Linked DNA regions of Homo sapiens: region 2 is linked to region 1. A link is a loop called in an ENCODE intact Hi-C map of the cell type or tissue named here. Cell type or tissue: gastrocnemius medialis. All regions are shown on one strand. Each heading gives the region's core, and the rest is flanking DNA. Links, peaks and the distances in the headings are about the cores only. Region 1 overlaps FRMPD1 (FERM and PDZ domain containing 1). Region 2 has its middle 11 kb from the start of TOMM5.

Region 1 (15,690 bases), core at 4,033-12,032:
GACTTGGAGGGGTGGTGCCCCCTCTCTGCACTTTCAGAGGATAGGGAGGCGGTGGACCTAATGTCCAGCCCCTGGAACTGCTGCCTGTTGTTCTGTGACATGGCCAGACTGACCTGGGAACTTGCTAATTCGGTCCAGCTGGCTCTTCTTGGTGCCTTGTAGTCTTAGTACTAGAGTCACAGAGGCAGGAGGGTGCAGGGGGAAGTACCCAGGCCTTTGACTTCATCAGGCCTGAGTTTACCAGTTGCATGATCTGAGGCCCATTGTTTACTTGCTTTCTTAATTGATTATCTGTGCATGTTAAGCTTACAGAAAAGAAGATACAGGGAGGATATAATGACCCCTGTTTTCCACCTACACATGGTAAATATTCAATAAATGTTAATATTCTTTTTATGTTATCTGAAGGGCTGTCATGGAGAAGAGAGATAAGACTGGTTCTGTGTGTTAGAGGCTATCCAGAACAAAGTTTAGTTTTGCCTCAAGTTCTCATCCTTTCCAAATTTCATAAAGCCCCCCAGTGTCCTAATTCCTCAAGCTTACGGCATTCCTGACATGTTTGTTTCTTATTCTCTTCCACCTGCAAACTACCACCACCTCTCTGTGTGAATTTGAAGGTTGCTTCCCCTTGTCTGGGCCTCAGTTTCCTATCTGTGGGCTAGGTTATATCCAAGGTCCTCTACAGCTTTGACACTACATTTAATTTCACAGCATAGATAATCCATGTCTTAGACTGTTTTGTGTTGCTCTAACAGCTTGTTTGGAGGTTCCAGCAGGGGAGCACAGCTACTCGTATACCCTTGACCAAAGACCAGTCCTCCTCTGTCGGGGATGGCTGTCCTCTTTGACCAAGAATGCAGCTTCGGGAGGGATGCACATGGAGTGGTGAGGGAGGAAGGGGACACCTGCCTAGCCAGCCAGATCAGCTGAATCAAACCTGGTGACCAGTGGGGTGACAGATGTCACAGCCAGATTGCCCTCACATCCATGTTGCTATAACAGAATACCACAGACTGGGTATTTATAATAAATAAAGATTTATTGGTTGTGGCTCTGGAGGCAGGGAAGTCCAAATCAAGAGGCCGGTATCTTTCATGAGCCTTCTTGCTGTGTCATCCCATGACAGAAGGGCAAAGAGAGGGCAAGAGGAGTGAACCCAATCGCACAATAATAAACCCACTCCTGCAATAACAGCATTAGTCTGTTCATGAGGGTGGTGCTCCCATGTTCCAAACATCCCCTATTAGGCCCCACCGCCCATCACTGCCATATTGGGGATCACAGTTTTAGCACATGAACTTTGGGGGGTACATTCAAACCATGGCCATTCATTATTTGGAAAGTGATGTTCTAGGCCCCAGAGCAAATACAGATGGAGTTACAGTCCTTGGCCTTACAGAGGTCACAGCCTAGTGTGGGGACAAATAAGAAGTCAGCATCATGAATGCTGTGGTAGGGAATACAGGGCTGAGGGATCGGAACCAGAACAGGGAGAGACTAGCCACTTGATCAATGTATGGGCCCACTGCCCTCAGGGAGGAGCTATCTAGAAATGTTTGTTACTACATAAAAATATGAATGATGGAGACCAGGTCTTCCCAGGTGGCACTAGGATTTTTTGCTTTGAATTGGAATTATCAGTATGGAAAATCCCAGCAGAGATGACCTATGTGAGGGACCTTCTTTCCTCTCTTATTCTCCTGCCTTCTTGGAAAGAAAAAAAAAATATCCAAGTCTTCAGAATAGATTGACCTTTATGTACAGAAGCTCTTGGGACATGCAGCTCAGTTTAACAAGTACTGTTTGTGTGCCTGAGAAATGTCTGGGAAGATGCAGAATTACATGCGTAAAGAGAATTAATCTATCTTTTGCCATGATTGTGTTCAGAAGCTCATTTTCAAAGACAGTTTCAATTTTCCTAGCTGTCTGGGTGACAGTTAGATGCGTACAACCTGTGCACACTCATCCCTCTCTTGTATTTAGTCTGCCCAATTTAATTTGTTTAGATACCGTAGGCTTTTATTGATTGCCCATTAGAAGTTTAGCCTAGTGTTGACAGCCTAGGGGTATAAGAGACATCATTAGCCAGAAATTTCTTTTGTAGCTGGACTAGTAAGTCTTATACCCAAGAGTCAGTGAACAGAATGATCTGTTCACTGGGGATTGCTGAGTAAATTGGTGTGAGTGCCAGGATTTCTGCCCCAGGCTGAGAGATCTGGATAGATGGATGCTGAAGATGGTTCTTCAGGAAGTCTTTTGGAGGAGTCTGCATTGGAGATGGGCCAGGTGGGGATTGCATGCCAGAGTGGAGATGCAGGGGGAGGGGGCTGATCAGCAGGTGAACTCAGCATGGGAATTAGGCTTGAGCTAACTTTTCAGTCTCATCCTCCAGCCTGTTGTTCTCATGCCTTAATAATGAAAACATTTCTTCAATGCACAAGGCTCTAGCAGGCCTCTGGATTTTTGTTCATGCTATTTCCTTTGCTTACCCTCTCCACTGCCACACTCCATCTACCAGTAAAACTCCTAGTTATCTTTCAATTCTAGTGTTCTTCTGCTGTTCTAACCTCGTGACTTTGCCTCTCCTGGTTTCTCGTAGTGTTTTGTCTATATAGTCATCCTTCAGTATCCCATAGGGGATTGGTTCCAGGACCCCACTGCAGATAAGAAAATCCATGGATGCTCAAGTCCTTTATATAAAATGGTGTAATGTTTGCATATAACCTATGCATATCCTCTTGTATACTTCAGATTATCTCCAGGTTACTTATAATACCTAATAGAGTGTAAATGCTATGTAAATAGTTGTTATACTGTATTGTTTAGGGAATAATGACAAGAAAAAGTCTGTACATGTTCAGTATAGACACAACCATGCATCTTTTCCCCGAATATTTTCAGTTCAAGTTTGGTTGAATCCACGGATGCAGAAGCCCCAGATATGAAGGGCTGACTCTACTTCTGTTTCAGTATGGTACCTGGAGCATGACAGACGCCCAAGAGCTATCACCTGAATAAATGAATAACTGAATAAATGACTGATTATTAGGTTCTGTGTCTGACTCACCTGCTGGAACTGTGAAATGTTTCCTGAGAGAGGAGTGGAGGGCACCGAGATGAAAATGTGGGTGACAGATTCAGAGCAGGGAGACCACTGGGCTGCCCTTGGTGGTGGGGTGGGGGAGATGCCCTTTGGAGGGGATGTAGGGCATCGACATTTATGTATGTATGTATGTATGTATGTATTTATTTATTTATTTTTACTTTAAGTTCCGGGATACATGTGGAGAATGTGCGAGTTTGTTACATAGGTATACATGTGCCTAGTGGTTTGCTGTACCTATCAACCCATCACCTAGGTTTTAAGCCCCACATGCATTAGCTATTTGTCCTGATGCTCTCCCTCCCCTTACCCCACCCCCGACAGGCCCCGGTGTGTGTTGTTCCCCTCCCCGTGTCCATGTGTTCTCATTGTTCAACTCCCACTTATGAGTGAGAACATGCGGTGTTTGGTTTTCTGTTCCTGTGTTAGTTTGCTGAGGATGATGGTTTCCAGCTTCATCCGAGGACATCAACTTTTTGATGAATAGAAGCACACAGTAAAGATATTCTCTAAGATATGCTATAGACACTAAACATTCGGGGAAAAACCTGACTCTGGAATAATCAAAGAACTACAAATAAAATCAGCAATAAAAGCAAAGAAAAGAACTGCAAACAGAAGCCCCCTTATAAATCTAATAAATTAGGGGTGACTGAGTAATTGGGGGAAGTAGTTTTCCTACTGACCAAGGGAGCATAATTGGGATAGCTTTTGTGGGGGGCAATTTGGCTATATCAAAAGCATTAAAAACTTGTATAGTCTTTCACCCAGCAGTGCCATTCCTAGGAATTTATCCTAAGAGAATAATTACAGATGTATTTTCAGAGATGTTTATCTCAACATATTTGTAATACAGACATCGAAAATAAACCAAATATCCAGCAATAGGGACTTAGCTTTAAAAATGGCACTCTTATCTATAGCAAATAAACAATAATGTTGTAGAATAATAAAGACACAGGGAAATGTTTACAGTGTATATTTTTCAGTTTAGAAACCAGCATATATGGTAAGTTCCCAATTATGTTGAAAATGTGTCTTTTCACACAAAAAGACTGGAAGAGTAATTAGCAACTTATAGCTTTTAGTGGACAATTTTTATTATCTTCTCTCCAAAAAAGAAAACTTTCAAAATTTTCTACCAGCCACATGTATTACTTTTATAAGAGGGAGGAAATAAGTGACAATTAAGAAAAAGAGATAAGCTTTTGGAGAGCGTTGTTTGAGCGTCACTAGGTGGAAAACTAAATGAGCACATCATTTATCTTGCAAATTCCAGACAGGTGGTGTTTTCAGAAGGAAGAGTGGTCTTAGGTCCATTTGTGTGAGTATATTTATAGAAGTGAAAGCTTTGGGGGAAGGAAATAGATTGATTTTTTTTCCCCTTGAACTTCTGAAATTATTTTTTCCACTCCATTTGTAATTGAGCCCAGGGAGCTATTCTTATTTCTTCCTTTCTTGGGCACTGCGTTAGACCTAAAAATGTTAACTGGCTTAGGATGTGGGTTTTGCTAAAATGATTCCCCTTGAAGTCTTCACTGGGCTTTCTCATGCTTAAAAGTGGGGTCCCGCAGAAGATCACTTTCTACCTAATGCACTTTGCTCCTGAAGTCTTTGGCAACGTTGGGGTGGTCAGAAACCACTCCTGCCTTATGGTTCTGGACCCCAGCAGCCACATGTGAGGGCTCAGCAGTATGCACCTGTGTTGGCACTGTCTGTTGGAGAGGTTTATTTAGGGGTCAATCTGGCATCACCTTATCCTGTGGACGTAACATTAGTCTGCAGAAAAAGAGATCAGAGTTGGGTAGAATCACTTTGAATATTAAAGATAGTGATGCCTTTTGCCATACATCTCCAAAGAGCTCTGAGCATTTCAGACATTACCTCATCGTTAATTTTCACAGTGTTCTTGGGTGAGAAGCTGATGGCAAGTATTCCCTGGTCTCCGTGTGGGGCAGAACATAGCAAATTTTAGGTAGGTAGTAGGAGTTCTCCTGACTAGATATCAATTGGTAAAAGAAAATGGGGGCATTTTTTGGGTGTCTTCTTCACAGTTGTTCTGCGTTACTCAGAAATTAAATTGCCTTCCTGCATTTTGCCCCACTAACACTTATTGAGTGTCTACTGTGAGCAAGGCACAATGCTGAGTACTGTGGCTAGGAGTGAAATGTAAATGTCCTTAGTCCCACACTTAAGGCCTTTGGTGATCTGGCTTCTTCCACCTGCCACTCCTACCCCGATACCTCCACTTTATTTCACATACCTTTTATGCCTCATCGTCTTCATGCTAAGCTGAACCTTTGGTCTTCAGGGTAGCCCAGTGCCATCTCCCTTCTGTGCACTTTATGCCCTTCCCCTGGTGTGCCCCCGTTGCCTTTCTCCCTACCCCTGCAGGTCTTATCCTGTCCTTCACGCTCTGCTCACCTCCTGCACAAAGCCTTCCCTGATAGCTCACTCTACTTTATCCACAGCTGGATGGGATCTCCCACCACCAAACTCCCAGGTGTTCTACTAGCCTCTCTGCACTGGTCCTTACTCTTTTTTACTTTGTATTTCAGTGATTTATGTGCACTCCTTGATGACTTTTCAAGCTTCTTGACTGAAGAGATGTGCAAGTACTCAATGCATAAAGGAATGAAACGGGCATAATTTCAGGCTAGCAGTCACCAGTTTGTGCCTAGCTTTCTGAGGTACAGAGTCACTGATAGAACCCTACTTGGCCTCGCCTCTCCTTTGATCCTTCCTCACTGAGGCCCTTTGCTGCCTCCCAGTCGGTTCCGTCCTCGCCTTGCATCAGTGCCCATACCATCTTTCAGTTCATAGCTGTGTATTAAAAAGTATTCCTCTCTTATGGTGTTCTGGGGAGACATGGGAAAAGAGAGACAATTGAAGCATGCTTTTTTTTTTTTTTTTCCTGAGACAGGGTCTTGCTTTGTCACCCAGGCTGGAGTGCAGTGGCGTGACCTTGGCTTACTGCAACTGCTGCTCCCCCAGGCTCAAGCGATCCTGCCACCTCAGCTTCCCAAGCAGCTGGGACCACAGGTGCGCACCACCAAGCCCAGCTATTTTCTTGTATTTTCAGTAAAGACAGGGTCTCACCATGTTGGCCAGGCTGGTCTAGAACTCCTGACCTCAAGCGATCTGCCCACCTCAGCCTCCCAAAGTGCTGGGGTTACAGGCATGAGCCACTGTGCCAGGCCTGAAGCAGTTTTAAGGTTACCCCTGGGCTGGCCACAATGGCTCACTCCTGTAATCCCAGCACTTCGGGAGGCTGAGGCGGGCGGGTTGCTTGAGGTCAAGAGTTCAGGACCAGCCTGACCAACATGGTGAGACCCCATCTCTACTAAAAATTAAAAAAAAAAAATAGCCAGGCATGGTGGCACACACTTGTAATCCCAGCTGCTTGGGAGGCTGAGACACAAGAATTGCTTGAACCCGGGAGGCGGAGGCAGAGGTTGCAATGAGACGAGATCGTGCCACTGCACTCCAGCTTGGGTGACAGAGGGAGACTCTGTCTCAAAAAAAGAAAAAAAAAAAGAAGGTTACCCCTGTGCTTATTTCTTTTTCAACCTCTGTAATGCAAACCACCCACACTTCATGGGATCCTAAAATTGCAAAGGGCTTTATCCAGAGTATTCTTTGTCCATGAGCCGGCATGAGGGCTGAGATCATCTCCTGCTCTACCTGTGGCAGGCTGTGTGAGGCTGGGCAAGTTATTTAATCTTCCTGTGGCGTCATTTCCCCATCTGTTAAGGGGGGATAATGTGCTTAGGGGTGACCTACCTCCCTGGGATGCTGTGAGGCTTAGTGAGCTAATGCCATTGCTATTAACTTTAACTGAACACAACTGGGCAGAACTAGCAGGAGACCAAGTATTATGTGGCACAGAATAAACTCTACAACTATAAAATGGATGCATCATGAGACCTTGGGTGTCATCTTCTGTGTTGCCCTTGGCACAGAGGAAGCCAGTTTGCCAATCAAGGACCTCTAGGGTTTCCTCTCTCGACTGGCTCAAGTGGTTGAGGTCTTGAGGATGAGAATGCCATCTGCAGGACTCCTGTGCCTGTCGTGCTGAAAGGAGAGAAGCCAGACATGTTGACAGGCATAGCTGCAGCTGCCCAGTATCCGCAGATGAGGAGGGTCATGCTCCTGTGAGGAGGGGGCCCGTGCCACAGAGATACCACCCAACTTTGCCCACATGGCCTGGCAGTCGGTTTTACTTGGGCTTATCGATGAGCTATGGGAAGGTCATTTGATATTCACATTCTTGTGGCCGCAATGTTGGGAATGTGGCCTTTTATCTTTAAAAATAGCTGTGTGCTGGGAGGCCCGGGAGCAGTGTCCTGGGATGGAGGGGAGCTGCCAGCAGGGGGAAGAGGTGTGGATTTCTTTCCGAGGAAGAGTCCCTTCAGCTCTGTGCCACTGGTGAGTTGGTGTTTGCTCATTCTGTAACGTGTGCTGCTTTCTCTAGACTGTTCTTGGAAAGGGGGCTGTTTTGGTTCTTCTCAATTGTGATACCTTCTCCATATCTTAAAAAAAACCTGTTTCCACGGTATATTTGTTCTTGAGCACTTATCCTTTATGAAACCTGTTTGATTAAGATTCTTTCAGTGTTCATAATCGCAATTTATTTATTATGGGTTCTTCTCAAATTTAACTGGTAATTATTTCTCACATTTGTTTTGTGTTTTCAAAAGGCAGCATCCTTAATCATTTTATATATAAATAAGATAATCATTAAATACTTTTGGAACTAACTTGCCAACAGGTTTTCAAAATTGGGGGATCATAGGATGTGAGACCCCAGGCTAGAGACTTTCACGTTGAATAAATCCCTGTTTCAGATGGTGCAATGATGTCCTGAGAGGATAATGAGCAATCTTTGGTTACACAGCTAACTAGTGACAGAATCAGGACTTGGATCCAGGTCCCCTAACTTCCTTGTCCATGCCTCTCTGGTCAGCTCTGTGGAATTTAGCCTCTGAATTACAAGTGAGTGAGAAGGGGAAAAAAATCACTACCTAATTTAACTTTTCCGTATGTCTTAATTAAAATGAATCTTCTAGTTTTAGAAATGCCTATGCCATATACCACAGCTGATCCCTTGACCTTGACTTGCTTGATTCCTTTGATGGTCTGCATTGAGGATTCTTCAAGTATGGTCCCCACCTGTATTCTCCGAGAGCCTGTGAGAAATACGAACTCTCAGCCCCGCCCCAGACCTAGGGAAACTCTGCGGGTGGGGCCCAGCAACCTGTGTTTTAACAAGTCCTCCAGGTGATCTGATAGGCAGTGAAGTTACAGAACCATTGCCTGCCATGGCTTAAGTCATCCTCTCCATGTGTTTGACACCCAGGGCAGTGACTCACTTTGTTTCTTTTTCTTTTATGGATTCTGAGTTTTCTTTACCGAAGAGAGAGTTTCTCTGTTGCTGCTGCTAGCTTTGAATAATGATTCCCTTTTTCTGCTTCTCTGCATTACTACTATACACACACACCTAGCAGGAGTGAAAGATAGGTGGGCCAAAAATGAAAGTAAATAGGCTGGGCACGTGGTGGCTGACTCCTGTAATTCCAGCACTTTGGGAGGCCGAGGCGGGTGGATCACCTGGGGTCGGGAGTTGGAGACCAGCCTGACCAACATGGAGAAACCCCAACTCTACTAAAAATACAAAATTAGCCGGGCATGGTGGCGCATGCCTGTAATCCCAGCTACTCGGGAGGCTGAGGCAGGAGAATCGCTTGAACCCGGGAGGCGGAGGTTGTGGTGAGCTGAGATCACGCCATTGCACTCCAGCCTGGGCAACAAGAGCAAAACTCTCTCTCAAAAAAAAAAAAAGAAAAGAAAAAAGAAAGTAAATAGGGGATTTGAACAGAAACAGGTTTGCAGGTAGAAAAAAACGTCTCAACCACTGAGGTATGTTTTCTGCGTTTAAAACTTGCTACTTCTCTAAGCACACTGATAAATTAGACTGTGTCTAACTGTATTATACTGGGTTTTCTATCATTTATTTGTTATTTTATTCATTCATTCTGCAGATTTTTTGTACCTTGTATTTGCATGGCTCATGTTAAGTGCTGGGGGAGACGTATTCGAGTTTATCAGGAGGTAGAGAACATGTTCAAAAATAACTATAATCCAAGCTAGCCAGTGATAAATACAGGAGAATCATCTTTAGTAAAATGGTTGTGGAAGCCTAGAGATGGTAGAAAGCATGTATGAGGGAGGAGGACAGCAGGGAGGACTTCATGAAGACAGCAGCATTTAGACGAAGCTTAAAAGGAGGTGGAATTTGACATTGAGAGTTTGGGCGTGGGTAAATAACATTCTAGGCAAAGGTGCAAAAAGATCAAAGCATGGCGGGAGGCTCAGTGCAATTTGTTAGGATGGGGGTTATGTGAAGATGATTAGAAAGAAATGAGGCCATGTAACTAGGTCAGTGTCAAATGGAGAAGGATCTTCAAATACTCACTTAGGAGTTTGTTCTTTATCCTGAAGGCAATGGGGAGTCATTGAAGGGTTTTGAATAAGGGGGAGGTATGACCAAGCTGTGCTTTCAGTAAAGTTAATCTGCCATCAGCATGTGAAGTAGACTGAAGTATGTGAGAGGGAGACTTTCGTTGTTTTTATTTTGTAACTGCTTTGCAGCAGTTTGTTGATAGATTGAAAAATTGTCTTAATGTTTAATTGGGAGGTAATTGCCTTTCTTCTGGTGATCGTTGGATTTTGAAATAAGCATCCAGGGCATAGTTTATTGTCTGGGGAATGCAGCTGTAACGTTATAATGGGGAATCTGCAGGAAAATAAGAATCACTTATCAGAATGGCTTTATAGGAAACTTCCAGAACTAACTTCTTTCTTCCTTCTTTTCTTTTGAACATTTTCTTTTAAACAAAATGTGTTCATATTCATTTTATCCAGTAATAACCTGGTAATGCTAGATCACATAAAATCTACAAGTATTGAACACCTAAAGGCTATTGAACACCTAAAGGCTCTTTCTTGCCTTTTCCTACTCAGCCTCCAGAGCTGTTTTCCCTCTCACTCAAGGACTTACTTTGTTAAAGTGCCTAAATCAAACTCATTTTGCAAGGATCTGCCTTATTTCAGTGGTGGCTCTAATGGGAATAGTTGTAGGAAACTTGAATGTCATGAATATTTAAATATGTTATGACTTCTAGTATTTGTAGTATAGAGAAGGCTCTGTTACCGTTGTTTTTTTCAGTAGGGCTCTCTTTATAGGGCCTTGGCTTTGGCTAGTTAGCACCATTGATTTTAGTCATTCAATGAGTATTTAGTGAACATCTATTAGGCACTGAAAAATCATGGTGAATCAGACAACCACGGCCCTGCTCAATGTGGAACTTATATTCTAGCAGGGGATATATACAAGTAAATAGTCAAATATAGTCTGAGAGAGGGAAAATACTGGGTACTGTGAAAGCACCGACCCCGAGTAGAGGTCAGAGAAAACTTAACAAGTGGGATATAAACTGAGACCTGAAAACTAATTGGGGGCTGGCACAGTGACTCACTCCTGTAATCTCAGCAATTTGGGAGGCCGAGGCGGGTGGAACACCTGAGGTCAGGAGTTTGAGACCAACTTGGTCAACGTGATGAAACCCCATCTCTACTAAAAATACAAAAGTTAGCCGGGCGTGGTGGTGGGCATCTGTAATCCCAGCTACTCAGGAGGCTGAGGAAGGAGAATCGCTTGAACCTGGGAGGCAGAGGTTGCAGTGATCTGAGATCGTGCCACTGCACTCCAGCCTGGGTGACAGAGCAAGACTCCATCTCAAAACAACAACAACAAAAAACAACAAGCAAACAAACAAAACAATTGGGGTAGGTTAGTTAGCCTAAGCTTGCGGGGAGACAACTGGGGGGAAATGGACTGCTAATGAGTATGAGGTTTCTTTCTTTTTGGAGTGATGAAAATGCTTCAAAATGGATTGTGGTGATGGTTGCACAGCTCCATGAATATACTAAAAACCATTGACTTGTGTACTTTAAATTGGTAAATTGTATGCTATGTGAATCATATCTCAATAAACCTATTTAAAAAGTCAGTTGGAGAAGCCAGCAGCAGGAAGGGTGTACCTGGCAATGAAACAGCACATGCAGAGGCTCCGTGCCATGAACAAAAAAGGAAGAGATCCACTAGGTCTGGAACCTCCTGGGAAGTGGAGAGCAGTAAGACAGAGGAAAGTGAAGAGGCTTGAGAGGGGGAGTGGGGCCTGCACAGGTAGGTCCTTGAAGTCCTGTAAATAATAACAGCAGGTACCACTTACGAAGGGCTTATCAAATGCCTGGTACTGTTGTAAGCTGTTTCCATGCATTACCTCATTAATTCTCACAACAACCTTATGAGGTAGGTACTGTTGTTACTGGCATCTTATAAGTGGGAAAACCAAAGCACAAAACTGTGAAGTAACCTGCCCATAGTCACAGATCTAGCAAGTGGCATGGCTGAGATATGAGCCTGTATTAGTCTGTTTTCACCCTGCTGATAAAGACATACCCGAGACTGGGAAGAAAAAGAGGTTTAATTGGACTTACAGTTCCACAGGCTGGGGAGGCCTCAGAATCATGGCAGGAGGCAAGAACCAAGAGAAAATAAGGAGGAAGCAAAAGTGGAAGCCCCCAATAAACCCATCAGATCTCATGAGACTTATTTACTATCATGAGACTAGCATAGGAAAGACCAGCCCCGTGATTAAATTACCTCCCTCTAGGTCCCTCCCAGAACATGTGGGAATTCTGGGAGATACAATTCAAGTTGAGATTTGAATGGGGACACAGCCAAACCATATCATTCTGCCCTTGGCCCCTCCAAATCTCATATCCTCACATTTCAAAACCAATCATGCCTTCCCAATAGTTCCCCAAAGTCTTAATTCATTTCAACATTAACCCAGAAGTCCACAATCCAAAGTCTCATCTGAGACAAGGCAAGTCCCTTCTGCCTATGAGCCTTTAAAATCAAAAGTAAGCTAGTTACTTCCTAGATACAATGGGGGTACATGTATTGGGTAAACACAGCCATTCCAAATGGGAGAAATTGGCCAAAACAAAGGTGTTACAGGGCCCATGCAAGTCCAAAATCCAGTGGAGCAGTCAAATTTTAAAGCTCCAAAATGATCTCCTTTGACTCCACATCTCACATGCAGGTCAAGCTGATGCAAGAGGTGGGTTCCCGTGGTCTTGGGCAGCTCCGCCCCTGTGGCTTTGCAGGGTACAGCCTCCCTCCCAGCTGCTTTCATGGGCTGGCGTTGAGTGTCTGCGGCTTTTCTAGGCTCCTGGTGCAAGCTGTTGGTGGATCTACCATTCTGGGGTCTGGAGGATGTTGGCCCTCTTCTCACAGCTCCAGTAGGCAGTGCCCCAGTAGGGACTGTGTATGGGGGCTCCCACCCCACATTTCCCTTCCGCACTACCCTAGCAGAAGTTCTCCATGAGGGCCCCACCCCTGCAGCAAACTTTTGCCTGGGCATCCAGGCATTTCCATACATCTTCTGAAATCTAGGCAAAGGTTCCCAAACCTCAATTCTTGACTTCTGTGCACCTGCAGTCTCAACACCACGTGGAAGCTGGCAAGGTTTGGGGTTTCCACCCTCTGAAGCCACAGCCCAAGCTGTACATTGGCCCCTTTCAGCCATGGCTGGAGCAGCTGGGACACAGGGCACCAAGTCCCTAGGCTGCACACAGCAGGGGCACCCTGTGCCTGGCCTATGAAACCACTTTTTCCTCCTGAGCCTCTGTGCCTGTGATGGAAGGTGCTGCCATGAAGGTCTCTGACATGGCCTGGAGACATTTTCCCTATTGTCTTGGGGATTAACATTAGGCTCCTTGCTACTTATGCAGATTTCTGAAGCTGGCTTGAATTTCTCCCAGAAAATGGGTTTTTCTTTTCTATTGCATCATCAGGCAGCAAATTTTCTGAACTTTTATACTCTGTTTCCCTTTTAAAACGGAATGCCTTTGACAGCACCCAAGTCACATTTTGAATGCTTTGCTGCTTAAAAATTTCTTCTGCCAGATAACCTAGATCATCCCTCTCAAGTTCAGAGTTCCACAAATCTCTAGGGCAGGGGCAAAATGCTGCCAGTCTCTTTGCTAAAACATAACAAGAGTCACCTTTGTTCCAGTTCTCGATAAGTTCCTCATCTCCGTCTGAGACCACCTCAGCCTGGACCTTATTGTTTATATTGCTATCAGCATTTCAGTCAAAGCCATTCAACAAGTCTCTAGGAGGTTCCGAACTTTCCCACATTTTCCTGCCTTCTTCTGAGCCCTCCAAACTGTTTCAACCTCTGCCTGTTACCCAGTTCTAAAGTCGCTTCCACATTTTGGGGTATCTTTTCAGCAACACCCCACTCTACTGGTACCAATTTACTGTATTAGTCTGTTTTCATGCTGCTGATAAAGACATACCTGAGACTCGGAAGAAAAAGAGGTTTAATTGGACTTACAGTTCCACATGGCTAGTGAGGCCTCAGAATCACAGTGGGAGGCGAAAGGCACTTCTTACCTGGTGGCGGCAAGAGCAAATGAGGAAGAAGCAAAAGTGGAAACCCCTGATAAACCCATCAGATCTTGTGAGACTTATTCACTATCATGAGAATAGCACAGGAAAGACTAGCCCCTATGATTCAGTTGCCTCTCCCTGGGTCCCTCCCAGAACATGTGGGAATTCTGGGAGATACATTCAAGTTGAGATCTAAACGAGGACCCAGCCAAACCAAACCATATCAGAGCCCAAGAGGTCTGGCTTTAGAATTCACACCATGGGCCCTAAAAAATGATCCTAAAAGTTATGGGGTGACATTATAGAGTTGTATACAGGAAAGTGACAAGGTCAAACTTTCATCTTTGAGAAAGATTACTCTGTGGTGTGTGGAATAGATTGGAAGAGGAGCAAGACTGAAGGCAGGGAGACCGGGTGCTACAATGATCCACGTAAGGAAGAGATCATGGTGGGGCACGGTGACTCATGCCTGTAATCTCAGCACTTTGGGAGGCTGAGGTGGTTGGATCACTCTAAGTCAGGAGTTTGAGACCAGCTTGGCCAACATGGTGAAACTCCATCTCCACTAAAAATATAAAAATGAATCGGAGTGGTGGCGCACACCAGTAATCCAGCTACTCGGGTGGCTGAGGCACAAGAATCGGTTGAAACTGGGAGATGGAGGTTGCGGAGAGGCGAGATCGTGCCACTGCACTCCAGCCTGGGTGACAGAGTGAGACTGTCTAAAAAAAAAAAAAAAAATACAAATCATGGTGGCCTGAATGTGTGTGATGGTGGTGGGGATAGAAAGAAGTGGAAACTTGAGAGATTGTTAAGGAGGTCACATTTACAGGAGTTGGAAAGTGGTTGGATATGGGGGGAGGGTACAAAGACTCTCAGGTGGATGCCTGGGTTCTGGGCTTGGGAAGTGGGGAGAGTAGGGTGTTTAATGGTGCTCATGATGTAGGTGCCACAGGTGTGTCCCAGCATGGGCTGGTGAGTGCCTGCACATGAGAGAATAGATTAGACCTCTGATCTGACCTCTCCACCAGTCAGAATTATGAACTTGGAGGTGGCAGGGGCCTTAGAATCCTTCTAGATCTAGAGATGGAAATGGAGGTATTAGAAGAAGAGACTTGCTGAGAGCCACACAGGGCGCAGTGCCAGGGCAAAACGAGGTGTGCACCTGCTGCTGCTCGAACTGGTGTGTGTTCACCTGTCCTGTTGCCACTCCCTGGAGAACCTTTGCTTCAACCTGTAAAGCTTTGATTCTCTTCTGAGAGATCATCTCTCTAATCCTTAAAAGAGGTATCATTGCTGCACAAACAGTAACAATGGGAATTAAAATAGAAACAAAAAGAATTGGCTGCCTAAACCCAGCATCCATCAGATCAAGCTTGTTTTGTGTTCTCGCCTGTCTGCGCTCCGCATCACTTTTACAGTTGTACCCAGAGCATAGATATGGCTTTATGGCCTGTGGTTTATACTCACATTAAATCCAGAAAAGGCTTTTTCTGGAATGTTACATGGTTTCTGGTTCTCATTTTTTGGAAATTCAAGGAAGAAGACATGCAGTAAGCATGCTTCTGTGGCCAGTTCTGTTTTTCGTTCCTAGAGCTCGTGTCTCGGGGAGCATCTTGCTGCATAGTGTTTTCCTGTTTTCCTTAGGCAGAACTCCCAGCCCTGATCATCTCTATGTACTTTTAAAGTGGGGTGACTCAAACTGGACACTTCTCTACTGAGGTTAGGGACAGAGGGCAGAATGCTTAATTAGGGCTGAATTTCTGAGTTCCTGGGTCCTGCGGTTTTCGGCGATCTCTGAATCGAGTTGGCATTCATTCACAGCTGTTGGTGCCACTCCTACTGGCTGCCACCTCCTAACAGCTGACCCGGCTCCCTGAATTGTTTGCTGTAAACTGGGCAGCCCTACAGGAGGGAGAAGAGGTTTCCGGATAGAATGCTTAATTAGGGCTTAATTAAGACAGCCAGAGTGGCCCGTTGGCCTGAACCCTTGCATAGGGTTCTGATTGGCAGGCGGCATCTGGCATTCTTGGCCGCCTGACAGCAATCAGCCGTTCCT
Region 2 (15,690 bases), core at 3,074-11,073, 67 kb before region 1:
TCCAGTAACTTCAACCCCTAATGCTGATAAAATTTAGAAAAACAGCTCACATATGAAACTATCAATTTATTTTCTCTGCAGAGATGCTTTTGAGTAACTTTCATAGGAAATGAAAGACGGGATAAATTAGCCAAAAATAATGTTTCTTGGTGAAAAGAACAGATTTTAAGCATTTGAATTTTATTCCCTAAATTAAAGCAGTACTTTCTTAAATTAATTTTTTGAGACAGGGTCTCGCTATGTTGCCCAGGCTATTCTCAAACTCCTGGGCTCAAGGGATCCTCCTGCCTCAGCCTCCCAAGTAGCTGGGATACAGGCAAGCGCCACCATGCCCAGCTAAAGCAGCACCTTTACACCCGGTAGGTGATATGGTAGCAAACGGCTAGCCTGTTAAAGGGCAGTATTATTTTCATAACAATTTTCTTAAGTCTGGTGCTTGCGTACCTGTAGAGACAGAAGTAGGTAGTGGATAGAAATATGGGGTAGCTAGATCTTGGAGTGAAGAATTGGTGTTGGTTACAGGCTAGGAGGATGACCCATTCCTGTCTCAGATACGTTCCTCCTGGTGAATTCAGTTTTCCCCTTGCATGGTTCATCTAGTTGTAATGAAGGAAACTCATGAAAAGAGATTCGCTTCTCTTTTTTGGCTTTTTAAAAAAGTGCTTATTTATTTGGCATGTAGGTGGTGGTATTGTCCAATGACAGTGGGTTTAGGTGAGGCAAATTGAGAAAATATGCTTCAGGAAGTCAACATTGGATGGAGCTATTTCATATCTTGGACCCCTCATTCTTCCTCAATGATGGGATGATTAGAGGTTGGGTCTAATCTTTAAAGTTGCCCACATTTCTAAAAATGCTGTAATTCTGTGTTCATCTTTCCTGTTCTTCCTACATAACCTTGAACTAAAAGCTAAGAGCAAAGGATTCACTGTGATTTGCCGTGGAAGGCAAAAATAAAAAGTATGCGCGCATAATTTAATATTGATATTTGTATTATTTAGTCTGATCACAGAGGAAATGGGAGCTGATGTCACAGCCTGTCTTGTTTTCCATTTAGATCCCAGGAGGGATTAAAGAGCCATTTCCTTTGCCTCGACTTCCCAGACAGTACAGTACACATCATTCAGAGTGTACAACCTACTCATAAGAGAATTAAGTGCTTTAATTTTCATCACTGGTGAGGAATTTGTATTTGCAAGGTCAGAGATTGACTGATGACTCATGATTGGGGAATAAATCCAACATAAAATCACAGGAAGTTTGTGATTCCTAATTTATAGGGAGCTATATAGGCTTTGAGTATTGAACAGTTCAACCCCTTCATTTGGCAGATGGGGAAACTGAGGCCCAAAGGGACGCTAGTTAGAACTGGCTTGGACTAGGATAGGTCTCTGGGCTCCCAGTTTAGCCCCTTTCCCCATCGTACCTTGTTGGTTTCGATACTTTAACTGTGAATATTCTCATTGACGATCCTCCCCTCAGAAGTAAAGATGAAAAGAATGGAGTGTTGTTAAACCCCAGCTTGGGAGGGACAGGATAAGGGGTGGCTGTTACTCATCAATAGACTACAGGCAGCCCTTCTTTCCACATTGCCTCACCCATCACCAGTTGTTAATCTGGACTGTGTTATTATCCAGTCCCACACCTCTCCTTCCTCATTCCTTCAGGAGGTGAACATGGCCTGGAATTCCTAAAATAAACTTGACTTTAAAGTCCACTCAGAACCAAGATGAATGAAATAAGGGTCAGGACAAAGAAAGGACCCTTGGGCTCTCAGTAAGGATTGTTCCATGATAGATGCTAACCAGAGTCCTCACCTAGCAGAGAGGATAACTTACTTCTAGAAATTACTGCTCACTAAGGGACAGATGCCTCTTTAGGAAGAGGGGACCTTTGAACCTTAAAGGGAGGTAGAATGTTGATAACCTTCACCTCACTGGCATTTGCTTTCTATGACACCCCGTTCTCAGTTCTAACCTTTAGGGCTTTGTTGTCTGGATAATTCATGAATATTTGATCTCTTGCCATGTAGACTGCAAGCACCTCAAGTACAAGGAACATGTCATCGCTCATTCTTTCATCCTCCAAGCAACCGAGGACAGGTATTTACATGGTAGAAACTCAGTAAGTACCCCCAAGTGAATGAGTGAATGAATGCATTTCATATCTACTAGTGTTTAGAATTTAAAAATTGCTGGCTTTGTATATTAGATTGAAAGGAAATTGTCCCCAAAAGAAATTTCCCTCAAATACTACATAGTATTATTATTATTATTTTGACACAGAGTCTTGTTCTGTTGCCCAGGTTGAAGTGCAGTGGCATAATCTCGGCTCACTGCAACCTCTGCCTTCTGAGTTCAAGCAATTCTCCTGCCTCAGCCTCCTGAGTAGCTAGGATTACAAATGTGCACCACCACGCCTGGCTAATTTTTGTATTTTTAGGAGAGATGGGGTTTCACCATGTTGGCCAGGCTGGTCTCGAACACCTGACCTCAAGTGATCCACCCACCTTGGCCTCCCAAAGTGCTGAGATTACAGGCATGAGCCTCCACACCCGACCCTACCTATTAGTCTTATATAGTTACTTATTTCTCACTCTTTTAGAACAGGTTGTTTTTTGTTTGGCTAAATAAAAATCAATTAAATAATTTTAGTCTATCATAGGCAGAGTTATAGAATGAAATTTAAAATGTATTTGCTTGTATTTATTTACAGCAATATAATTATATAAAACCCATGTCATACTTTAAATAACTTTCTTTCTTTTATAAAAAAGTATGTTTACTATAATAAAATTTAGACAATACAAAAGTAAAGAAAAAAAAAGTAATTCCCCATAATACTACAACCACTCATATTGATGGTAATTCTTTTGGCCTTTCTTCTATCATATACATGTACAGCTCTTGCTCTTTCTTGTGTGTGTGTGTGTGTGTGTGTGTGTGTGTGTGAGTGTAGGCATATATATATAATATATATATCTCCACACGCATTTATATCTGTGTATTTTTACAAAAATAGAACATTTAGTATATGCTGTTTTTACCTGCATTTTTCATTAAGTGATATTGACTGTCTTCCTATATCTTTAAATATTCCTCTAAACATCATTAATGATGGCTGTATGGCATTCCAGTATATGGATTTACCATAATTTATTTACTAAATCTCTTCCTTTGGGTATTCAGTTGCTTACATATTTTCTCTATAAATAATACTTCAGTGAACATCCTTGTAGCACTTATTTTGTGCACACTTAAAAATTTCCCTGATCATTAGAATTACTACCTTAAATTCAGAGTTCTCAGTTTTTCCTAGTGACCCTCTTTTTTCTGAGGAATAGGGCACACTCTGGCCAAGGGTGTAGATGTCAGGTCTCCAGGCCTTTAGAACTACAAACAAGGAAATGGGAGATTTTGTTTTTAGAAGAGGTTTGCTTTCTTGTGCTAGAAGTTATTTTGCAGCAGGAAAAGTAAAATGTACTGAGGGCTTAGTTTGCATTGACATCATTTAGAGCACATACTAATTTCTAGCCATCTCCCTGCAGAGGTTAGAGCTGATTTTGCCATCATTCCCATCCCATCCCCATTACACAAAAGACACATGCATACGTTATGAAAATGTGCTTAGGCCGGGCGCGGTGGCTCACGCCTGTAATCCCAGCACCTTGGGAGGCCGAGGCGGGTGGATCACGAGGTCAGGAGGTCGAGACCATCCTGGCTAACACGGTGAAACCCCGTCTCTACTAAAAATACAAAAAAAAAAATTAGCCGGGTGTGGTAGCGGGCGCCCATAGTCCCAGCTACTCGGGAGGCTGAGGCAGGAGAATGGCGTGAACCCGGGAGGCGGAGCTTGCAGTGAGCCAAGATAGCGCCACTGCAGTCCAGTCTGGGCAGTCCAGCCTGGGTGAAAGAGCGAGACTCCGTCTCAAAAAAAAAAAAAAAAAAAAAAAAAAGAGTGAAATAAAATAATGTACATAATGTGCCTGGCTTATGGTGGACACTTTATAAATCGTAGCTACTACTAATAACAAGACATAATTTTTCAGTAGAAAAATTATGAATTGAGCATACTCTAAATGGAGCAAGTAATTTTTTTTTTTTTAACCACAACAGTATCTAAAAGGCCAGGCATGGTGGCTCATGGCTGTAATCCCAGTACTTTGGGAGGCTGAGGCGGGAGGATCACTTGAGCTCAGGAGTTTGAGACCAGCCTGAGCAACAAAGCGAGACCCCATCTCTACCAAAAAAAAAAAAATTTAGTTAGTCATGGTGGTGGCACACACCTGTGGTTCCAGCTACTCCAGAGGCTGAGGTGGCAGGATCGTTTGAGCCTGGGAGATACAGGCTGCAGTGAGCCATGATCGTGCCACCACATGCCAGCCTGAGTGACAAAGCAAGACCCTGTCAAACCCAAACCAAAAAACTCCCAGTATCTGCTATCATTAGTCAGTCCCATTTAAATTATCCCTGGCCTCTGATTCACAGTAAATCTTTTTTAAAAAGTGGCAGAGCACCCACAGTCCTCTTTTCCTCACCTCCTATTTATTCTTTTTTTTTTCTTTGAAATGGGGACTCTCTCTGTTGCCCAGGCTGGAGTGCAGTGGCGCGATCTCAGCTCACTGCAGCCTCCACCTCCTGGGTTCAGGCTATTCTCCTGCCTCAGCCTCCTGAGTAGCTAGGACTACAGGTGCGTGCCACCATGCCTGGCTAATTTTTGTTTTTGTTTTTTTGTTTTTGTTTCTGTTTTTGTTTTTAGTAGAGACGGCATTTCGTCATGTTGGCTAGGCTGGTCTCAAACTCCTGACCTCAAGTAATCCACCCACCTCGGCCTCCCAAAGTGCTGGGATTACGGACGTGAGCCACTATGCCCGGCCACCTCCTATTTATTCTGCAGCCTAAGGACAGGTTGGGCTTTTGGCCCCATCTGTTCTCTGAAACTCCTCCTTTGAGAGAAATCCTTATTGCCAAATCCAGGAGATTCTTGTGGGCCTCAAACCCTCTGCAGCATTTGACACTATTCGCCACATGGCCTTTTCAGGAAAGCTCTCCCCTCTTAGCCTCAGGGATACCACATTCTCTAGCTTTCTTTTCACCTCACTAGATGCTCCATAGCCTCCTTCCACACTCTTCCTTGGGTCACACTTAAATGGCAGCATTCTTTAAGGACCTCTCCTGGATCCCCTTCTCTTCTGTACCCATGGGCAATCTTGCCTGGCCTCAAATGCCATCTTTAGGCTAATGATTTACCACATATGTCACCAGCTCACTTCTCTCCAGAAACACAGAGGTGTATATCCAACCGACCTCCTAACTTCACTGTCTTCTCAGATGTCCCATGGGTACACACTTCACCTGTTCAAGGCAGAACCAATCCTCTTCCCATCTGTCTTAATCCATTTGGGGCTGCTATTACAGAATATCTGAGACTGGGTAATTTATGAAGAACGGAAGTTTATTTTCTCTCAGTTATAACGAGACTGGGAAGTCCAGGATCAAGGTGCTGGCATCTGGTCCAGTGAGGGCCTTCTTGCTGTATCCTCACATGACAGAAGGTGGGAGGGCAAGAGAATGCCCACTCCTGAAAGCCCTTTCATAAGAGCACTAATTCATTCAAGAGGGTGGAGCCCTCATGACCTAAATCTCCCATTAGACTCCACCTCCTAATACTGTTGCATTGGGGATTAAATTTTCAACACATGAAATTTTGGTCACACATTCAAACCATAGCACTCTTCTAATCAATCTTAACTCTTATGCTGTCTAGCCCAATGACTGGCACTACCATCCATTCCCTCTGGTTGTTAAAGCCAGAAATCTGGGAGTCAACTTGACTCTTGCCCCACCCATAGGCCCTACCTTGAATTAACCACTAAGTTTTGTTGATTCTATCTCCTTAATATCTCCAAAAGTCATAATATTCTTTCTGTTCCCACTACTACCACTTTTGCTCAGGCCACCCATTAATTGGTCTTTATTCTGTCTTATCCTCCCTAGTGCGTTGTCTACCTTGCAGCCTGAGTGATCTTCCTAAATATACATTTTATAGTGCAAAGACCCAAAGCAAAGAGTTTGGTGAGCTCAGGGAACATCCAGCAGATCGGTGTATGGAGATAGAGGCGGGAGGTTGAGTGGGAAAAGAGAAGAATAGAGGAAGAGTGAAGAAGAGGCAACAGGTTGAGGAAGAGAGTAAAAAGGGATGATGTTGGTGGGAAGATAGGTCTTTGCACATGAATTCTTTCTGATTAAAATTCCTTTTCCTGGCCAGGTGTGGTGGCTCACGCCTGTGATCCCAGCACTTTGGGAGGCTGAGGCGGGAGGATCACGAGGTCAGGAGATTGAGACCACGTGGTTAACATGGTGAAACCCCGTCTCTACTAAAAACACACACACACACAAAATCCCTTTTTCTATCTCTTCATCTGGCTAATTCCTAATGTCATTCAGAAATAGCTGGGTGCAGTGGTTTATGCCTGTAATCCCAGCACTTTGGGAAGCCGAGGCGGGCAGATCACCTGAGGTCAGGAGTTCAACACCAGCCTGGCCAACATGTTGAAACCCTGTCTCTACTAGAAATAGAAAAAAATTAGCCGGGAGTCATAGCAGAAGCCTGTAATCCCAGCTACTGGGAGGCTGAGGCAGGAGAATTGCTTGAACCCGGGAGGTGGAAGTTGCAGTGAGCCAAGATTTCGCCACTGCACTCCAGCCTGGGCAACAAGAGCGAAACTCCATCTCAAAAATAAATAAATAAATAAATAAATAAATAAATAAATAAATAAAATCACCTTAGATATCACCTTTTCCAAAAAGTCTTTACTAGTTTAGTTAATGGTTACTTGCCAGTGCTGGTTCCTTAGTTGTAACCATGGTACCACTGTAATACAGGATGTTAATACTGGGGAGACCAGGGTGAGAAGTATATGGAATTCTCTGCACTATCTTTGCAACTTTGCTATCAATCTTAAACTATTCTAAATAAAAAGGTCATGAAAAAAATTCCACTAGCTCTCCTGTGCTGGCTTAGCTGCTGCTTCTGTGTGTCTATGAGACCTGTGCCTACTCTTGTCCAAGCGTCAAAGCACTTAGCATAATATCTTACCATTGTCTATGTGTTTTTCTCTTCCACCAAAATAAGGATGGGAATCACGTCTTCTCATTTTTGTATCTCTCATGCCAACACAGTGCCTAGCAAATGAGAACTGTTTGGTTATCTCCTAAGTAAATGTTTATCGTAAATAAGTTTATTTTAGGGGGCACTACCAAAGCTCTTATTACAGGGTAACCTGAAATTATAGCAAAAAAGAACCTAACAGTCTCAGATATTAGAAATGACTTGTAAGCTCTGTTTGCTCCTCAGCATGGAGGACTTGGCAGACCTGTAGTGATGGATATACTTGAACATCCCGTGCATCCCCACACACAGTGTTTCTGTTTCCGGGAGAGCCACGTGATCCTTGTTCCTCTGAAGGTAAAGAGTCCCAGGCCAGCTGAGCTGGGTTAGTTCACTCCAGGTGAGCCTCACAGGCTGCTGCCAAATCCCAGGAGGGTGTGGACTGTGTGCGAGTGCAGGAAAGCCAACTAGGGCAAAGGGCAAAAGAACCAGTTGGAAGAAGAATGACACCACAGGGAGATGAATCTCCAGTTAAGCAATTCTAGTCCCAGCTCTTGCATTAATGAGCTGCGTGACCCTGGCCAAGTGTCTATCTCTTAGTAGGCGCCAGAGTCCATATCTGTAAAATGAGGGCTTGGATTGGCTGGTCTCTACAGTCTCTTCCAGGATTGATGCTGGGATTTGGTGATCAGTGTGAAGACTGTGGACACTGGTGGAAGGAAGGAGGTAAGTGTGTGTTAGGAGCATACGGCAACTGAACCATTGGTTTGGGTTAGCAGGCACCATGAGCAAAAAAACAAACAAAGCCAAAAAAACGAGTTAGGTCAGAGATGTGTTTAAGTCATCCTGGAAGTAGAGACTTCTGGGACACAATAGTTCGACCGCTGTGTCTTAAGGATTTAACTCAGATCCATCAGAAGGAAACATTCCTAAGTATTGCAGTGGGGGAGGTGGGTGGCAGAGCAGTTGTGATTTATACTTAATAGAATGATCATATTTGGGGAGGTTTTTGTGTTTATTGGCTAATAGGTTTTTTGTTTTGTTTTGTTTTGTTTTATTTTGTTTTGTTTTGTTTTGTTTTTGAGACGGAGTTTTGCTCTTGTCGTCCAGGCTGGAGTGCAATGGTGCAATCTCAGCTCACTGCAACCTCTGCCTCCTGAGTTCAAATATTTCTCCTGCCTCAGCCTCCCAAGTAGCTGGGCTTACAGGTGTGTGCCACCACGCCCGGCTAATTTTTTGTATTTTTAGTAGAGATGGGGTTTCTCCATTTTGGCCAGGTTGGTCTCGAACTCCTGACCTCAGGTGATCCGCCCACCTCAGCCTCCAAAGTGCTGGGATTACAGGAGTGAGCCTGTAATCTCATTATTACATAGTTTTGATTATTTGCTTTTCACTGAAATTATCTGTAATTTAAGTGTTGGAGATGATGCAAAGAGTACCACCTGGAACTTGGCTGGGGCAGGCATGGCAGCAATGCAGTGTTTTTGAATGCAACTGTTAAGTGTGCGAATTAAAATTATTTGGAGTTTGAGGCTATGAACTATAAAATCATAAAAATTCAGCATTTTCTTAATCTAAGTGAAAAAAAATCCAGTTTATTTCAAAGTTTACCTTTCCTGACTAGGTAGTAGTGGCTTTGGTGATTATATTAAAGATTATATTAAAGAAAAGTGTCTATTTGCCTAATTGAGTAAATATATTGTAACCAATCATTACTAGTTAAGAAGATCTAGTACCTGGTAGAGAACTTAGGGTGAGTAGAGAAGAAAATAACAGCGTGATTGTTAAAAATCCTAAGAAGATTCTTTTTGTTCACTGTATCAGAATTTCTGAGAGGTGGGTGGAAACACCCACTTTTGTCCCTGAAAGAACTGGAAATATGTAGTCACAAGGTATGCTTAGAAGCAGGGGCTTCTTGCTCAGAGCAACTCCTTCCAAATCTGGTCCTCCTTCTGTGTGGACCAGGTTTTCTTTCCTTCTTAGAAAAATAGTTATGTAATGATTCACTTGTGTTCAGGGATGGTAGAAAATTGCTTAACCTCATAAAGATTTTGGATTTAAATCCTGATGGACAAGGCACCAGCCAAATGTTAGCGTGAAGATGTGTGTCCTTGGTCCTCAGCATTGAAGTGGGCCAAGAGCAAAGAAAAGACCTTCCTGAAAAATGAGGGAACCAGCCAGAACCAGGGAGAATGAAGGGAAGTGGGCCAAGCATTAGGGCCGCAGGAAGAGGAGCCAAAACCCCAAAACAGTAATAGTTAGCATTATTGAGCATTTCTGCTGTGCCAAGCATGGTTCTAAATCATTGAATATAATTCTCACATCAACCCTCTGAGGCAGGCTCTATTATTTCCACTTTACAAATGGAAAAGTCAGGCATAGAGAGGTTAAATATTCATCCAAGGATAATCAGATAGTACATTGTGGAGCTGGAATACAAATCCAGGCAGTTCCACTGTGGAGTCGTTGCTGTTAGTCACCGTGCTTCAGTGCATATATAACCTTTTGATATTGTATATGACTTTCAGTCTGTGCTTCCAGTACCCAGCCTGGGGCTGGGAAGGTAATGGACTTTGCTGGATGTTCCTGAACTGAATGGAACCCAGCAGACTCAGCCTGTGCCCAAACCTGGTACCTGGAGTCTGTGGGAGGCTCTGTTTGGCTCAGCACAATCCTTGGGAGAAGCAGAATGCTAGTCAGTCCCTGAGGGCTGGCAACAAAGCCCAACCCAGCCAGCTGACAGATCATGGCAGGACTCCCCCTTACTGCATTGAAAGGGGTAGGAAAAGCATGGGCACTCAAGAACCCAGAGCTGACGGAGATGAGAAAGCAGCCTGGTCATTCCATAGCACATACTGAGAACCCACTCTACACCAGCCCCTGCTCTGGGCACTAGCCACTGTCAATATAGAATTAGATTGTACATATTCTGTGCCCTAGAGGAGCCCCCTGCTAATGGTGAGAAAGGCCACCTATCTGATAGGACTTTGGAAATTGCCTTAGGACCTCTGTCCTGGTTTGTACAGCAGATAAGACTAATTCCAAATCATATTGTCATTCTGGTAGAATTTTATTTATTTATTTATTTATTTATTTATTTATTTATTTATTTACTGACTGAGACAAGGTCTCACTCTGTCACCCAGGCTGGAGTGCAGTGGCATGATCATAGCTCATCACAACCTCAAATTCTTGGGCTGAAGGGATCCTCCCACCTCAGCCTCCTGAGTAGCTGGGACTACAGGTTCATGCCTGGGTAGTTTTTAAATTTTATGTAGAAGCAGGGTCTCACTTTGTTGCCCAGGCTGGTCTTGAAGTCCTGGGCTCAAATGATCCTTCCACCTCAGCCTCCCACATAGCTGGGATTACAGGCATGAACCGCTACACTCAGCCTTACGGAAGTTTAAATATTCAGCTCACTGCCCACTAACTGAAATCAGGAGATGGGTTGTATAATCTGTAGACCCCTGGATGAACTTTTTGGAGCAAGGATGTAGGGGCTAAGGTTATGGCAGGTCTGGGTAGACAGAATCTGCAACAGGACTCTGTAATTAAAATGGCAGTAGAGATGGTTGGATAAGAGAGGGGAGAAGGAAAGAAACCTGCTCTTGTATTCATAAAACAGTAGGGCATATTTATCCCGGTGGAAGAGGGCATTTATTCTGTGTGCCAGCCATGGAACCATCTATTGGATCAAGCCTCTTGAGTGATGAAAAAATTGTTGTAGACTAGGGACTTATTTGGTGATGAAAGTGATGTCTGATTTGCTTGTTGTACTGGTGGCATTCTTTGTATTGCCTTGTTTCACTCTCAGAAGTATTCTGGGTTGGATGACAAACTTTATGGTCACACTGCCCATGGACAAAAAGATACCTGTATTTTTCTGGTGGCCCTGAGTTCTAAATTTTAAAGCCAAAGAGAGGTTGGTGTATAAAGCACCTCTTGCTAAATAGCGTTTTCTTCTGGCACCACCACGCTGAATATGCACAAAACTCTTTTCTTTTCCCTCTTAGCTTGGCTGGAAATATAAAACTAAAATTTACTTTAAAATTAATAGAAAACAAAAAAGATTCCCTTTAAACCAGAAAAACAGATACAGGATAGAAATTTATTAAGTTCTTGCCACAGATCAGCTTGACTGGCTCAGTTCAGAATGATCAGTTCCTGGATTGCTTAGCTCTCCTCCACCTAGAGTTCTGGGACACACAGCCAGAGAGAGGCTGGAGTAGGAGTGTCTGCAGGGAACCATAGATGTAAGGGAGTCCTTGGCCCTTCACATGTCATTCTGGGCTATGAGACCCTGAGGGGTTAGTCCTTGACTCCTGGGAGAAGGGAGAAGGGTTTTGTTTTTATTATTTTTTCACATGAAGCCACTGCTTGAAGCATAGTGACAGTGAATGTAGAAATCATTAGAAACATGGTTGAGCACAGTGGCTGACACCTATAATCCCAGCACTTTGGGAGGCCGGGGCGGGTGGATCACCTGAGGTCAGGATTTCGAGACCAGCCTGGCCAACGTGGAGAAATCCCGTCTCTAATAAAAATACAAAAATTAGCCAAGCATGGTGGCTCGTGCCTGTAATCCCAGCTGCTTGGGAGGCTGAAGCAGGGAGAATCACTTGAACCCGAGAGGCGGAGGTTGCAGGGAGCCAGGATCACACCACTGCACTCCAGCCTGGGTGACAAAGTGAGACTCCATCTCAAAAAAATCATTAGAAACAAAAGAATCCGGGGAAAGGAATGAAAGTGGTGTTTCATGAAGTTTAATTGAGCAATGACCTCCTCATTAGCAGCAGTCAGTTCAGTTTATGTGACCTCATTTAAGGAAAAAAAACAAGGATTAGGGGAAAAAGCGCCTCCTTTGTGTTACTGTTCCTTCTCTCTCTCACTGGTACATCCACCTGTATCCTTGTGGTTGTGTTGCCATTGCTAAATTCATCAAACAAGGTCTGTGATTGTATGTGACCTTAGTCATCTATTTGTTACACAAGCATTTTTGGATTGTTTGAACCATTCAACACCTCTTTCCTTTGCATATAAATGGAGATTAGGAGGATTCTTAATAGGTAGTTATTGAGCATCAAGCCTGTCATAGATATTAAGGAGAATTACAGGGTCGGGGATTTATAGTCAAAATTCAAAGAGATGTGAAAATAATGAGAAACCTCATGGTTTAGGTTTTGATGTTAGAAGCTCGCTGCTTCAAAGATCTAGAAATGTGTAATAAAACCATACCAGCTCTTGTTTCTACTTCCCCAACATAAAACAGCTAAAGATCACTGAATAAATTAATAGACGATAGCAAGAGTGTGTTTCTTCAAGGGAAGTTCCTCTGAGAAGCTTGCTATTTCAGGAAGACATGGGTCGTGGCTTTTGTGAATCAATTTTAAAAGGAGCCAGATAAACTTGTGGCCAGCGATAACATCTATAGCTATTGAAGGCGAGACGGGGTAGTCAGTTCTCATGCTGCATTGCATTTAAACCCTGTGTCACGAAGGCTACGTGAACAGGCTGGGAATGTCTTCCCCACAGGGTCCTTGCTCGTATTCAATTTCTCCTGATAAACTGCCTCATTCTCCATGTCAAACCCTTTTCAAAGCTTGACATAAATTCTGGGTTGATGAAGTAACATACTGATTATTTAAGAAACATGGCATAACTTATAAGGACTAGGATGCATGCCCAACTCTTCAAAGTTTTGAACTCTGGGGCCTAGAAACCAATTTCAAAGGCACTGCCTACTTTCTTTCTTTCTCTTCTTTCTCTTTCTTTCTTTTTTTTTTTCTATCTTTCTCTCTTTCTTTCTTTCCTTCCTTTACATCCTTCCTTCTTTTCTTTTCCTTTCTTCCTTCCCTCCTTCCTTCCTTCTTTCCTTCCTTCCACTTTCTTTCTTCCTTCCTGAGATGGGGGGAGGGTAGTTGGTCTCACTATGTTGCCCAGGCTGGACTTGAACTCCTGGGCTCAAGTGATCTTCCTATCTCAGCCTCCCAAGTAGCTGGAACTATAGGCACTTGCCACTGTGCCTGGCAAGACTTAGTTTTCTTTTGCAAATCATTCCTGGGAATTGACACAGAAACAACTTATTAATCTTAAAAGCAACCATATTCATAACTTCATAGTAATGATAAAAATACTAAGAGTATTTAAATTTCAATAAGAATAATAGCTGAAATGTATTGGGGGCGTATTGTGTGCTAGGCCCTGTGTACACTGAAAGTTTCACATGGATTGTCTTGTTTAATCCTCCCAATAATAAGCATTATTATGTAGGTGTTATTATATTATCCCAGTTTTACAGATGAATATTATTACAGTCCAACCGTGCTCCTGAATTCCTGACCAAACATCCAACTGTCCACTCAACATCTCTGTTTGGATGTTTAATAGGCATCTCAGGCCGGGCATGGTGGCTCACGCCTGTAATCCCAGCACTTTGGGAGGCTGAGGCGGGCAGATCACCTGAGATCAGGAGTTCGAGACCAGCCTGACCAACATGGAGAAACCCCGTCTCTACTAAAAATACAAAAAGTTAGCCGGGCATGGTGGCACATGCCTGTAATCCCAGCTACTTGGGAGGCTGAGGCAGGAGAATCACTTGAACCTGGGAGGCGGAGTTTGCGGTGAACCCAGATCACGCCATTGCACTCCAGCCTGGGCAACAAGAGCGAAACTCCGTCTCAAAAAAAAAAAAAAAGTATCTCAAGTTTAAAATGTCTAAAACTTGGCTCCTAATATTCCCTTCTCGTTCCTCTGCCCCCAAGAAACTTCCTCCCCTTCAGTTTTCCTCATCTCAGGTAGCGGCAAGTCCAGCCTTCAGGTTGCTGAGGCCCAAAACCTTGGAGTCATCTTTGACTCATCTCTTTCTCTCAAACCCTGCATCCAATCTGGTCAGCAAATCCTGTTGCTGCACCTTCATAAAGCATATCCAGAATCAGAGTACTTCTCACTCCTCCACTGTTACTTCCCTGCTTCAAACCACCATCCTCTTTCACCCGGATGATTGCAGTAACCTTCCGCCCTCACCCCCTTCAAGTCTGTTCATCATGGTAGCTAAAGTGCTCTTGTTAAAATGCAAGTTCAAAACCTTTCAGCGGCTTCCCATCTGACTCAGAGTGGAAATCAAAGCCCTTACAATGGCTACAAAGGCTCCACGGGCCCGTGTCTTCTCTCACTGGCTGTCCTTCCCTCAGCCTTCCTCACTAGCTTCCTCGGCTCCAGCCTCCTTGCTCTTCCTCAGGAAAGCCAAGCCTACTCAGGGCCCCAGAGTCTTGGCTCTGATTCTTCCCTCTGCCTGGACTGCTTTCCCCAACACCCTATCCACAGGCTTTGGAGCTGCCTCTCTTTCAGGTCCAATGTCACTTTCCCAGAAAGCCCTGCCCTGAAGCCCCATTTAGTTTTTACAACTACCCCCGGCCAGCAGTCGTCATGTTTCTTCCCAACTTTAGTTTCTTCCCAGCACTTGCCACCATTGAACATACTACATAGTTTTCTTAATTTGTTGTCTCTTTCCCCACAATAGAATGTCAGCTCCATGAATGTGGAGATTTTTTTGAATTTTGAATCATTATGGATACATAACAGTTGTACATAGTTACGGGATACATGTGATATTTTGATGCAAGCATACAGTGTATAATGATCAAATCAGAGTCATTGGGCTATCCATCACCTCAAGCAAGGGCAGAGATTTTTGTCTCTTTTTTTTACTTCAGTATCCTTAGTGGCCAGAACAGTGTCTAGCACATAAGAGACACTCCATTTGTTGAATAACTGAATAAATGAGGAAAGTGAGGTTTAGGACTTGCTTGACTTTATTTTATTTTATTTTATTTTTTTAGAGACGGAGTCCCACTCTGTCAAAAAAACAACAACAAAAAACAAATGGTATACTGTTTACACTGTCCTATATCTCTCTTTTTCATTTATCATATCATATATGTTAGAGATTGTGTTATATCAGTACATGAATAACTATCACATTCTTTTTTTTTTTTTTTTGAGACAGCGTTTCTCTCTTGTTGCCCAGGCTGGAGTGCAATGGCGCGATCTCGGCTCACTGCAACCTCCGCCTCCTGGGTTCAAGAGATTCTCCTGCCACAGCCTCCTGAGTAGCTGCGATTACAGGCGTGCGCCATCACACCTGGATAATTGTGTGGTTTTTTTTCTTTTAGCAGAGATGGGGTTTCTCCATGTTGTTAGACTGGTCTCGAACTCCCAACCTCAGGTGATCTGCCCGCCTCAGCTTCCTAAAGTGCTGGGATTACAGGCGTGAGCCACCATCCTGGCCTCACATTCTTTTTTAAACAAAGATACATTGTATTTTATGTATGGACATACTAAAATGTATTTAACCAGTCCCCTATTGATGGACATTTAGGTTGTTTCCAGTCTTTTTCTGTAACAAATAATGCTGCAGTTAATACCTTTGTGCAAGCATCATTTCACCCATGTAAAAATACGTTTGTAGGATAACTTCCTAGAAGAGGAGATACTGGGCCAAAGGGTATGTGCATTTGTAATTGTTTTTTTAGCAAAGTCCAGCCCTGCAGTCTAGCATTTGTAATTTTGATAGATATTGCC

The links. A loop is a pair of places that touch in the nucleus more often than their neighbours do. Peaks named below come from ENCODE experiments on the same cell type or tissue, not always from the same donor. Only the 100,000 strongest peaks of a DNase experiment are listed, where the experiment ranks them.
Region 2: it touches region 1 in a loop (5-fold over the local background); 13 of 110 quality-filtered maps call a loop at or near these places.

What each region holds. Positions count from the first base shown.
Region 1 is chr9:37,661,063-37,676,752 of GRCh38, forward strand. All of the region lies in intron 1 of FRMPD1 (FERM and PDZ domain containing 1), which reads left to right. It also overlaps the pseudogene RN7SKP171. Among named protein-coding and RNA genes, the nearest start is that of FRMPD1, 18 kb to the left of the region's middle. In gastrocnemius medialis, for the core only: a CTCF peak has its summit at 7,450 (motif pointing right); DNase peaks (open chromatin) are centred at 6,829, 7,139 and 7,460; H3K4me3 peaks cover 1,002 bases; H3K27ac peaks cover 2,379 bases.
Region 2 is chr9:37,595,504-37,611,193 of GRCh38, forward strand. It overlaps a transcript of FRMPD1 not described here. Among named protein-coding and RNA genes, the nearest start is that of TOMM5, 11 kb to the left of the region's middle. RefSeq lists a silencer at 4,733-4,915. In gastrocnemius medialis, for the core only: no CTCF peak of the experiment used is centred there; a DNase peak (open chromatin) is centred at 7,458; H3K27ac peaks cover 1,211 bases.